Linked DNA regions of Homo sapiens: region 1 is linked to region 2. A link is a contact called in ENCODE Hi-C or POLR2A ChIA-PET data. All regions are on one chromosome and are shown on one strand. The core of a region is the stretch at or near the end of the contact, and the rest is flanking DNA. Distances in the headings are between cores, read along the strand shown.

Region 1 (6,050 bases), core at 319-2,818, 250 kb after region 2:
GGTTGAGGCTGCAGTGAGCCAAGATTGTACCACTGCACTCCAGCCTGTACAACAGCATGACGCCCTGCCTCAAAAAATAAAAATAAAAAATAAAAAAATTAAGTCCCAGGTTGAATCACGAGGTCAAAACCAAAGAGGTAGAATGAAAGGTCCTGCTTTTGATCCACACACCTAAGATGGAAGAGCAGTTTATTAGCAGTTAATATGAAAAAGTTCTGGGGATTTAATAGAAAAGAATTTAAACAGTATCATACTCATAAACTACAAATGTGCCCTAAGTACAAATGCAGGTTGAATTGAAATCCAATTGCTTAAAAACTAAGGAGGTTGGGCATGGTGGTTCATGCCTATAATCCCAGCCCATTAAGAGGCCAAGGCAGGTGGATCACTTGAGCCCAGGAGTTTGAGACCAGCCTGGGCAACATGGCGAAACTGCGTCTCTATAAAAAATACAAAAATTAGCTGGGCGTGATGGCGCACACTTGTAGTCCCGATACTAGGGAGGCTTAGGTAGGAGGATCACCTGAGCCCAAGGAGATCAAAGCTGCAATGGGCCATGACCTCACCACTGCACTCCAGCCTAGGCAACAAAGTGAGACCCTGTCTCAAAACAAAACAAAAACACTAAGGAGAACTTCAGCAGTGTTGACAGGACACTGTTCAGAACTGGGAACAAATAGTCCTATGGAACCTACTATGTCTAGGCCAGCCTACCTCTAGAATATTTTGTTCTATTCTGGGCCCGACTTGTTAATTGGGACATGAATAAATGAGAGTAGATCTAGAGGGAAGCACCCAAGATGGCAATCGGGCTTGAAGCCACCCCTAGACTAGGAATATTGGAAGAAGCTGGGCGCATTTCTCCTGGAGAAGAATTATCAAGGGAAGACATGAGAGCCAAGATCAATGGGTGCAAGTTACATTGAAGAAGAATTTGGCCCAGAAATGGAAAGAATTCACTAACAACTAGAGCTGTTCATCAAAGGTTAACCTCCTGGTTCCTGGATATATCTACATAGCCTGGAGCTACCATTTTTCAGGATACTCTGGAAAGTATTCTTCCCTTAGGTGATGAATTACAAATCTTCTTACTCTAAGATCCCATAATTCTTCAAACTAGACACTTAACTCCTATGAGCCTCAGTTTCCTGAGAAGACTAAAATGAAATGGCTTGTAAATCCCCTTCCAGCTCTAACTTTCTATGAAGTACTTGGTCCTAAAGGGTACCCTCGTTTATGTTTCACAGAGATACCAGAAACAGGAGTCTTTTATCTTCAACTTGACTCTCAAGATGTTATCCTCAAGTGAACTTTTTTCTACCAGCTGAAATATGTCCTTAAAATCTTTGAGTCAATGAATCATGAAATGAGCCAGGTTTTCAAATCTCATTTGTAGGGTTCCTTAAGAACTATGTCCACTTGCCACATTCTTTTCTGAATATTATTCTTTTTTTCTTCAACCCTGTTTTTTAACCCAAACATCCTGTTTTCAAACATCCTGTTTTCAACCCTCTTTGTATCTAAGGATGGAACAAGGCTGATGACACAGACAAGAAACTTGTAAAACATAGCAAGTATCTGCCTTTTATTTGGTGAATAATGTCAGGACTAGAGAAGGGCTGATGTGAAATTCTGGGCTGGGCTTTAAGGCTTTAAGGCATAGTTTTGCCTCAAAGAATTGCCTCCACACAGGACAAGTCACTGTAAGCAAAGTATGTGGCTGCATCTGGACATGACAGGAGGTGAGCTGGGAAGTCCCTGCCCTTTCCCTGCACATGCACTTACCCCATTTCTCCATCTTTCTACCTCAACACTTCACCTTCAGAGATAATTTCTTTCAGGCCTCAAAGCATTTTTAGACTTTAAGTTCTTTTGTTGCTGTTTATTAGCTCAACCAGGGCCATGTACCAGAACCTGGGGGAAAGGGCCATTTCTATGGAAATGGAGATAGGGTCCAGGCCTATCCTGAGAAAGTGCAATCATGAGGAGACCATCCTGTTCTTTCTCATGTATTTTATCATTCATTTGGTACTAAGCACTGTACTAGGCACCAAGATAGATAGTAAAACATCAGCCTTGTCTTCAAAGGGTTTGCAGATCACAGAAGCCCTCTCTCTCTCTCATCTTTTACATAGATGATATCCTATATAACAAGAAGAGATGTCACAGGATGACTAAAACAGGCAAAGCAGCTGGAATATGTGTGTGGCTGGGGCAGCCCATGACAGGGCCTTAACCCTAGTAATGACGCTGACAGCTTTAGTCACTGAGGGGAGTGGCCAGAACCTGCTGGTTTGGTCAATGGGGGACAACAATCAAGTAAGGGAAAAGTGATCTTATAAGGACTGGAGGGAAGTCAACAGAAAATCTCAGCCAAGTGCCATACATTTTTTTCTATAGAGTTCTATATTTTCTGGAACTCATATACAGAATTAAGTAAGAGTCACCCTGGGCTATATTGGTAAGGGCAAAGAGCTGGAATTTCTTACAACTTTATTTTGAAGCCTCAAGCAGCGGAAGGCAGATGGAAGAAGTAACATGTGGTGGTGGTTCTCAGAATTTTTACCACCCCCAAAACATGGAAGATAATTCCTCACTCTCCGGTCAGTAACAACCACTGACTTCTGCAAAGATTCACAGCCATTTGGGGTACATATCAGAATATCATGGAGAAGCAGGAAGTGGGGAGCAATTTCATAAAGCTTCCTACTTGAGTCTAATATAACCCTTTCCTACCTGCCCTGAGATCTATAGGTAGCTTGCCTGAGTTGAATCCAGCTCTGCCATTAACCAGCTGCATGACTACAGACAAGTCGTTCTCTTTGAACCTTAGTTTCCTCATACATAAAATAACGAACCTTACCTGGCAGTGTTATTGAGAGGAACTACAGAACCTATCACAGTTAGTATATAGCAATATAGCCAGATCTTTTTTTTTTTGTTTTTGAGACAGAGTCTCACTGTGTTGCCCAGGCTGGAGTGTAGTGGCACGCTCTTGGCTCACTGCAACCTCTACCTTGCAGGCTCAAGCGATTTTCTTGCCTCAGCCTCCCAAGTAGCTGGGATAAAGACACCCACCACCAAGCCCAGCTAATTTTTGTATTTTTAGTAGATATGGGGTTTCACAGTGTTGGCCAGGCTGGTCTCAAACTCTTGACCTCAAGTGATCCGCCTGTCTCGTCCTCCCAAAGTGCTCGGATTATAGGCATGAGCCACTGCGCCTAGCCCATAAAGCTAGATCTTAATGAGCAATTAGCTACTAGTACAATAATTTGTTTTAAAAGCTATATTATAGGATAACAGAGTCTACTCAGTCAGCCTTTATGCAAAAGTGAAAATCTTGGGATTCTCAGAAATATGCTCTCAACAGTAAATGCCCTATGTAACAAGGTGCACCAGCTTAGGCTGGGGCCATTGGGCCCATAAAATCTTCATTGTTAAAGTTAAGAAGTTGGGTACAAGGACAGAGAAAAGCTACTATTCCCAAGTTGCCAAATTAAAAAAATTACCTATCTGGAAGGTAAATTTTTTTTACCCCTTAACAGATCTTTAAGTGTATAATAGAAGGGAGATTCAAAATTTACATTTGAAACTGATTGTTTGAGGGGAAAAAATCTAAATAAAAATTTTAACAATCATATAAATATAAAGCCAAGATCTTAATCTGGAATGGGAAGGTTAAGACCATTCATTAATTCAACAAATATTTACTGAGCAGCCCTGAGACTGTTTTCCTTGGGGTCTGGGAAGGGGAGCCATGGTCAATGGACTCTTGTTATCTGTAGGAATATTGATCCCTACCACAAGGTAGAGGGACAGGGAATAAAGGGGAGATAGTCCTCCTATGAGATAAAGGTAGGGGATGTTCTACAGGGCCCAGTTTTATATTTTTCTTTTCTGCCTTGTTATTTCTTCTCATGATTTTCTTTCAGTAAAATCTCTTTCCCACATCTCTTTCAGTAAAATTTTGTTAAATGATAGTCTTGTTCTCTGTTTTGGGGAATTACAAGATGGACTCTTAATGGGGCTCTATTAGTAGATGGTAAGAATTCCTGGGAATTTCCAGAAATTCTTTGGGAAAAGTCAGAGACTAATCTTCTCACAGTTACATAAGGGGATGAAGCTGAAAGTTATTTGGGCATTAATTAGAAGTGTGGCCCACTGAAGGCTGGTGAAATCTGGACACCTCTGCTATACATGGTCCTTGTGGATGGTTTGAATGATATTCCCAAATTGGCTGGGCACATTCCCATGATATCAGGCCGATGGGCATTAAAAATGCAAATTAGTTCACATGCTGGGGTACAATGCCCTGAACCAGCTGACTTTAATGGACTGCAGATTGCCAATCCAAGGCTATGTTCTTTCATTCCTTTCCTTGCCTTACTTACTTATCATTCATCCTTCCCCTAAGTTCTCTTGGGCCTATTGCCCAAATAAAAGTGAAGAAGAAATTAACACATATGAAAGCGTGCTATGCTAAGTACCATGTGGGGTGTGTTTTGCATGAATTATTTTACTTAACCCCTTACAACACCTTGGCAAGATAGGCAGGATTATCCCCATTTTATTGATGAGAAATGAAAGCTGAGAGTCCTATCTCCCAAGTAACACAGCCAGGTATTATAACAGTCCTGGGGTCCACATACAGGCTTACATAACTCCAAAGTTCTTTACATCATACCACCAAGAAAAATGTATTTTAAGATTCACCTAATTAAAACATAATTAAGAAGAACAATGTATTGGGAGAGATGCTTACTGTTTCTAAGCAAACATACGTGATTGCCTATCAATGAACAATGACCTCAAGCTGTAACTCAAACCGGAGCTGCAGGGGGCTCAGATTCAAACACTTCCTCTCCACTTACAAAACTGCCACAAAGGAAAATGAAATGGTAAAAGGCAGTTTCTGCCAAATCTTGGCAAAACCAGCTAAACTTTCTTGGTCAGTGGGAGTAGAAGGGGTGATATCTCTCTGTCCTGAGGAATCAAAAAGTTGCCTACCAGGTTAATACATAATACAAATCTGACATTTCAAACACAAGTTGTTTTACATATCTGGGCTCAACAGTTTAAGTTTACAAAATATCCCCACCCATCCAAAATCATGTGTCCATATAAAGGCACATCTGTGGTCTACAGTTGGATAATTCACAGCCCTCTTATCTAGCACTGGTCATTAGAAATTAGGGCGGCTGTGTTACACAACCATGCAGATGGTGCCCCCTAGTGTTGCACAATGACAAAGCCCTGAAAGCAACCACCTGAAAGCACAATCTAGACGGGTGCTTCTCAAACGGACTGTGGTAAAAAATTGTTGTTACTTTGTTTTTTTCAACCTCCAATCCTTCACAGACCAATACTTTTAAAAGCTATAATAAAAATAATTTAGCAGAAAAATTAAATAAGTAAAGGTATTACAAATAGAAGACTTAATCTTTTTAACCATTAGATTCAATAGACTTAAAATTATTCTGTGAAATTGCTCTAAAGTTTCTACACTCAGTTCCTTTGCAGACCAGGAACAACAGTTTGTGGATGGGCACGAATGCACAGATCACGCTTTGACAAACACTATACTGCTTCACTTTTTTTCTTTCTTTTTTTTTTTTTTGAGACAAAGTCTCACTCTGTCGCCCAGGCTGGAGTGCAGTGGCGCGATCTTGGCTCATTGCAACCTCCGCCTCCCGGGTTCAAGCCATTCTCCTGCCTCAGCCTCCCAAGTAGCTGGAATTACAGGTTTGTGCCACCACTCCCAGCTAAATTTGTATATTTAGTAGAGACGGGGTTTCACCATGTTAGTCAGGCTGATCTCAAACTCCTGACTTCAGGTGATCCGCCCGCCTCGGCCTCCCAAAGTGCTGGGATTACAAGCATGAGCCACCACACCTGGCCCATTGCTTCACTTTCAGTTACAAAGACTTACCATGGGTTCCTTCTAAGGTACATTGAACCACTTGACCCTCAATGTGGTGTCCACCTATCAATTAACTACAAATTCTTTCTTTCCTCTTTTTTTTTTTTTTTTTTTAACTCAAGCAACCCAC
Region 2 (6,863 bases), core at 502-3,001:
TTAATATCTACGAGTGCTTCTCATTTTTCACGCTGCATTAATGTACATTTGTCTTTAATATGAGCATTACTACTTTTATAGTCAGAAAATGTGGAATAATAAAGCAAATGCAATGCAATCCGGTCTTCTCTACTTTTTATCACTAAATTCCTAGACGTTGTGGTATTTTTGTACTAATGTTATACAAAAGTCATGTAAAAACTGCCATTAAATAAATCAAACTCTAACAATGTAGAAAAGTAAATAACTTTAGAAGCATACTTTAAATCTCATAAAAGAGAAGTAAATGTATTTCTGTTAGAGTCATTTATATATAGTATATGCATATAGCCTATAAAATTTAGTTGCGGTTTATCATAAATTACATGTCATACTAATACAAAACACTTAGTATTTGCAACTGCGGTTACTTTCTCTGAATTTAATATGACCCGTTACACTTCTTAGACTAGTATATACCTCCATGAGTTTCCACTGCTACTTTATAAATACTAAAATATTTTTAAAAGCCATTTCAGATTGAGCTGTACTCAACTCTAAGAGCTTGCCTTTAAAGCAAACCCACTGCAGCTTCCAAATGCTTGAAAGCATCAGTAGGGTCTTCAGCTATGATGGTCTGAACGGCCTGCTTTCCTTGTCTCTGGTCCTCTTGAGTTTCTCCTAAAGGCATTCAAGCCTTTCCTTTCTCTTCCATCCCCTGCCTCACAAATGAACTTCAATACCCAGATCAAAGAAGCGGGAGGTCAGACTCTTTCCTTTGGGATTTTCTGTTTGTTTATTTTAAAGAACGTTTCCAATGGCAAAGGCCACAGCCCAACTTCTGGACTAGGAGAGTCATTAAGTGTAAGGCCCTTCCTGTCTTCCCATCACGGGACCCTCACAGAGACCTCAGAGTGTTGCCCCGTCCTACAGGCGCGCAAACAGGCTTGATAACTAGCGCGCCGCCTCAGTGTTTGTCCCCTCTCCTCTCTATCCGAGAAGCCCTGTTCAGGTGCCCCCACCAGCACGCCCGCTGTCTGGCCGCCTGGCTTTCCTGTGGGGTGCAGGAGTGCGCCCGGCCTCCTGCGGGTCTCCGGGCGGCGTCACCTCCTCTGAGGCTTCCCCTCCCTTTCCACCCCGTCGCTCTGACTGCCTTACGGAAAGGGCACCAAGGAACTCTCGGGTGAAGCAGCTTCCTGTTCTCAGTGCTTTCCCTCCGTCCGGTGAGATTCCCAGTGAGACTGTTTGAATAAAATCACCTGGCAAAGGAAAAGCCCAAACTTTAGGGACCAGCCACGGCTGAGTAGGGGCTGAGCGGTGGCAGCCAATGAGATCTCGAGTCGGACGTGCAGGCCGCCGTTCCAATTGGGCGGCCGCCCCAGAGTAACCAATGGGAAGCGCGGGAAGGCCGGGAGGGGGCGGGAGCTCTCACCTGCCACTGGTCTAGGTGTCTGAGGAGCATCTTCCTGGCTCAGAGACCTTTTGCTCCAGGTGCTCATGCCGCAAATGGCAATCTGCGCGCGAACTAATTCGCGGCCGCATAATTTAATAACATCGTCCTTCCATTTGGCCGCGACTGCTCTGGAAAATTGGTTCAGTAGTAAACAGAATTCTAGCAGGTGGAACAAGAACAGGCGAGGCATCCTGGGCCTGGTCTCTCCTGGAGGTCTGGGTGTTGCAGCCTTTCAGGACTGCGGCTGCTGTGGCCTACACACCTGGGCCTGTGTGCCTGTCCCGGGCTTTAGGCTGCTTTCCCTACCCGGCTCAACCAGTCTTTAGTATGGGCTATCACTCAGCTTTTAAGGCAAGGTTGCCAGCTCCACCCCTTTCCCACACCCCTCCACAGAATTTTCTCCTTCAGCTCTTGTTCTGCCTCTCCGCCCTTCCTTCATTTGCCCATTCCTCTGTCCTTGGCCCTTTTACAGTTTTGTTTTTCGCTCTTTTGTTACCCTGAAACAACTTTGTATACTTAGGTAAAGTTATTTTAGATATGAAGCCTTTCTTTTTACATACACAGAAATAAAATTGAGATCGCCAATATTCTTACAACCCAGTTTTCCAGAGTGAACATTTGCCAAAAACCCTTCTAACCTAAATAGGATTATAGATTACCTTATAAATTGGATTAATTAGTATAATGTTGGGCATATCAATCCATAAAAATATAATGGATGAATGAATAAATTGTTGATGAGAGGGAAAACTGATGACTTTTAATCTGAATCCAGGTAAAAAGATTAAAATCCCCAGTAACATCATTTTAGGCTTGTGCAGTAATGTCTTTAATTTACAAAACAATTTCTCCATTGGACTTTCCTTCCACTCCTGTGGGAGAAGTTTGATTGTAACTAGTTGTCTAAATATTTTAATTTAAAATTCTAGTCTATGTCTCTGGAGACTGGAGAACACACCACACACACAGAGAGAGAGAAAGAGAGAGAGAAAAGAAGAAGAGAAAGAAGAAGGGGAAAAAAAGCAGTGGACATCCCACATTCCCAGAAATAATATTTTGATAACAAATTACAGCACAAGGATATGTTCATTTGTTTACTGTATTTTGTGTTTGCTGCACCTGGTTAGAGGTGATTCTTTTTTTATTACCACCACCTAATTTAGCATTTTAAAGATCCACACAGTTCTAGATAATATGGTTAGTAGACGACCCTTCTACCTGTAAATTTTTAGTACAAATAGGTTCATTTTTAAAAATAACTTACTTGCTTGTGTTCATAATATACTCAGATTAGTTCAGCTCCATCAGATAAACTGGAGACATGCAGGACGTTATGGTAGCTTTGAAATAAAATAATAACAATCTCTTAGTTACAAACATAACTATGGAATCAAGTAATTCTAATTTCTAGATTGCTGGTGATTTCAGTAGGCCCACTTAACATTGGTCAAATGCCAAGCAATGTGTAATTCTTCAAAAAATACCTGACCAAAGCTATGAGATGGTTAGAGGCAATTAATGATTTTAAATGGATTTTCACTAAAACACACAGTTTGAGAAAGGCCTCTCAAAACTGAGGTTTGAAAATATTTTCGTGGGTTAACAGTCCTTGTAAAAACAATCCACGTGCTAGGCTGTACTCCAAATTAATTGCTCATTAAAAATGTAAATTTCCAGAGTTTTTTGTTTGTTTTTGGGTGATTTTTTTGAGACAGAATTTGGCTCTTGTCACCCAGGCTGGAGTGCAATGGTGCAATTTCGGCTCACTGCAACCTCCACCTCCCAGATTCAAGCGATTCTCTTGCCTCAGCCTCCCAAGTAGCTGGGATTACAGGCATGTACCACCACACCCGGCTAATTTTTGTATTTTTGGTGGAGACTGGGTTTCACCATGTTGGATAGGCTGGTCTCGAACTCCTGACCTCAGGTGATCCACCTGCCTCGGCCTCCCAAAGTGTCCAGGGATGTTTTGAAATTTTATGTTGCCTACATGGTTTTACAGAGTCCTTAAAACTGTCCAGTACAGTGGCCACTTTTCCATTTTACAGAAAGAAGAAACAGATTGAGAGTTGTTCAGGGTAATTTTGGCCAGCACATATGCCAGATGTGGGCTTACCCTACTGCTAAGGATCACAGGCAAATGCAAGATTCACAGTCTTTACAGGCACAACTAAAAGGCATTTCATGTCCTTTAAACAAAAAGGAAACCTTTTTAAGGAGAAACAACAAATATGTCCATGCATACAGCTGTCACATGCTGGAGGTGGGGTTCCAACCCATGTCTACTGGATTCTTCTACAGTAATGAGAGAGGACTTTAATACTCCACTCTCAACAACATACAGATCAAAGACACAGAAAATTAATACGGAAATATTGAAACTGAATTGCACTGTAGACAAAATGGCCGTAACAGATACATGCAGAACATTTTATCCAACAGCAGAATCCGCATTTTTCTCTAGTGCACATTCTCCCGGATAGACCATTTGGTAGGGCACAAAACAAGTCATAATAAATTTAAGATCAAAATCACATCAAATATTGTTCCTGACCAAGATGGTATGAAACTTAAATCAATAACAGGAAAAATATACGGACATTAAACAAAATGCTCTTGAACAACAAATGTGTCAAAACAGAAACAAAAAAAAGGAAATTACAGAATATCTTGAGACAAATAACATTGGAAACACAATATACCAAGACCTATGGGATGCAGCAAAAGCAGTTTTAAAAGGGAAGTTTATGTAATAACAATAAATGCCTACATTAAAAAAGAAGAAAAGATCCCAAATAAGTAGCCTAACATTACAGCTCAAGGAACTAGAAAAAGATGAAACTAAACCCAACTTTAGAAGAAGGAAAGAAATAATGAAAATCAAAAAAAGAAACAGAAAAATCAATACAACTAAGAGTTTTTTTGTTGTTTTTTGTTTTTATTTTTTGAGACAGAGTCTCACTCCATCATCGAGGCTGGAGTGCAGTGGCACAAGCTCAGCTCACTGCAACCTCCACCTCATGAGTTCAAGCGATTCTTGTGCCTCAGCCTCCGAGTAATTGGAATTACAGGCACGAGACACCATGTCTGGCTAATTTTTGTATTTTTAGTAGAGATGAGGCTTTGCCATGTTGGACAGGCTGGTCTCAAACTCCTGACCTCATGTAATCCACCCTCCTCGGCCTCCCAAAGTGCTGGGATTACAGGCATGAGCCACTGCACCCAGCCTAAGAGCGTTTTAAGTAAGCAAAACTGACAAACCCTTAACTAGGCTAAGAAAACAAAAGAGAGTACTCAAATATATAAAATCAAAAATAAAATTGGAGACAGTAGAACAGACACCTCAGAAATAAAAAAGATCATAACGAACACTAGTTCGTTATGAATAATTATATGCAAAAAATTTGGTAATCTAGAGGAGATATAGACATTCCTAGAAAAATACGAACTACCAACATTGAATCAGGAAGCTGTAGAAAGCCTGAACAGATAATTAACAAAGAAATGGAAGTAGTGATTTAAAATCTCTCAACAAATAAAAGCTCAGGACAAGATGGCCTTACAGCTGAATTATACCAAACTTTCAAAGAAGAATTAATGCCAATATTTCTCAAACCCTTCCAAAAAATAGAGCCAGAGGGAATACATTTTAACACATTTTATAAGGCCAATATTACCTTGATACCTAAGTCAGACAAAGACGCAGCAAGAAAAGAGACCTACAGGCCAATATTTCTGAGGAACATTGATGGAAACATTCCCAATAAAATATTAGCAAACCGAATTCAACAACACATTGAAAGATTATATGTCATTATCAGGTGGGAATGTATCCCTGGCATGAACAGCTGGTTTAACATACACAAATCAGTCAATGTGCTATATCACATGAACAGACTAAAAGATTAACCACATATGGAACTAGCCCCAATGCCCATCAGTCAACAAGTGGATAAAGAAAATGTGATATATATATACCATGGAATAAAACGCAGCCATAAAAATGAACAAAATAATGGTATTCACAGCAACCTGGTGGGAATTGGAGACAATTATCTAAGTAAAGTAACTCAGGAATGAAAACTCAAACATCATATGTTCATACTCATAAGTGGGAGCTAAGCTATGAGGGTGCAAAGGCCTAAGAATAATACAGTGGACTTTGGGGACTCGGGGGGGAAAGGGTGAGAAGGGGGTGAGGGATAAAAGACTACACACTGGGTATGGGTACACCGCTCAGGTGACCGGTGCTCCAAAATCTCACAAATCACCACTAAAGAACTTATTCATGTAACCAAACATCACCTCTTCCCCAAACCTACTGAAATAAAGAAAAATAGAGTAGTATCAAATTTTTAAAAAAAGAAAAAGATAAAAATTATCAAGGTCATCAAAAACAAGGAAAACTGCCACAGCCAAGAGGAGCCTAAGGAGACGTGAGCGCCAAATATAGTGTGGTATCCTATGGGATCCTGAACAGAAAAAGGACTTTAGGGAAAAACTAAGGAAATATGAATAAAGTACAGATTTTAGTTAATAGTAATGTATCAACATTGGTTCATAGGTGTAATAAATGTACTATACTAAGTATAATGTTACTAATTAATGTTAACAGTAGAGAGAACTGTGTGTGAGATATGTAAGAATTCTCTGTACTGTCTTCATAATTTTTCTGTAAATCTAAAACTGTCCTAAAATTAAAAGCCTATTAACATAAAAAAACACATGATTATGTCATTTGACACAAGAATAAAAACACTGGACAGAGTTCAACAGCTTTGTTTTCTTTTTTTCAAGTAGGTATATGACCTTAGGTAATTTATTTAATCTCTCTGAACCTCAGTTTTTCACCTATAAAATATATATCTTAACTGGATCAAATTCTGTAAAATTGTGTTGAAGGTTAGTTGAAATACTTTATCTAAAGCACTTAGCACAATTCTTAGCACTTAATAAAAGTTGCTACTCAATGAAAGGTCGTTATAATCTACAAAATAATTTTATAACAGTTCTTCAAAAACAAAGCTTCCAAGTTTTCACTCAGTAAAATATTTTTTGATGAATAAGAAAAAGAAATTAATAAATAAAAAGAATAAGAAAAAGACATTAATAGACATTTCTCAAAAAAGATATTCAAATGACCAACAGGTACATAAAAAAAATCCAACATCACTCGTCATTGGGGAAATGCAAATCAAAACCACAATGAGATATCACCTCACTCCAGTTAGAATGGCTAAAATAAAAAAGATAAAAGAAAACAAATGTTTGTGAGGATGCAGAGCAAAGTGAATGCTTACATACTGTTGGTAGGAGTATAAATAAGTACATCCAGCATGAAAAACTCTATGGAAGTCCCTTAAAAATTAAAAATAGAACTACCATATGGTTCAGTAATCTTACTATTGGTTACATATCCAAAGGAGGGCAA

Evidence for each region. A loop is a pair of places that touch in the nucleus more often than their neighbours do. ChIA-PET counts read pairs that join two places held with the same protein, here RNA polymerase II (POLR2A). Pooled maps may share reads with other maps.
Region 1: a loop to region 2 is called in a map of heart left ventricle, with 2.8 times the contacts of the local background. The contact joins the enhancer-like site here to the promoter of RLN1 in region 2. A Hi-C loop is called at or near these places in 6 of 168 maps with a recorded cell type or tissue (B cell, CD4-positive, alpha-beta T cell, CD8-positive, alpha-beta T cell and 2 more), 2 of 37 single-sample maps with no recorded cell type and 8 of 50 pooled maps. POLR2A ChIA-PET finds 5 or more read pairs at or near these places in 3 of 52 experiments (Caco-2, activated CD4-positive, alpha-beta T cell and naive thymus-derived CD4-positive, alpha-beta T cell).

The regions. Positions count from the first base shown.
Region 1 is chr9:5,584,988-5,591,037 of GRCh38, forward strand. The region is part of intron 1 of INCR1 (interferon stimulated noncoding RNA 1); the gene reads right to left. Among named protein-coding and RNA genes, the nearest start is that of RIC1, 41 kb to the right of the region's middle. RefSeq lists an enhancer at 4,916-5,105. Within about 2 kb of position 1,569, at least 5 of the 41 ENCODE cell types and tissues checked have a DNase peak (open chromatin) inside an H3K27ac peak, as active enhancers do; they include CD4-positive, alpha-beta T cell and CD8-positive, alpha-beta T cell, where a contact is called at or near this core.
Region 2 is chr9:5,338,125-5,344,987 of GRCh38, forward strand. It overlaps RLN1 (relaxin 1), which reads right to left and starts at 1,752. Exons shown (of 2, transcript NM_006911.4): 1 at 1,412-1,752. The coding sequence starts at 1,622. It also overlaps a transcript of RLN2 not described here.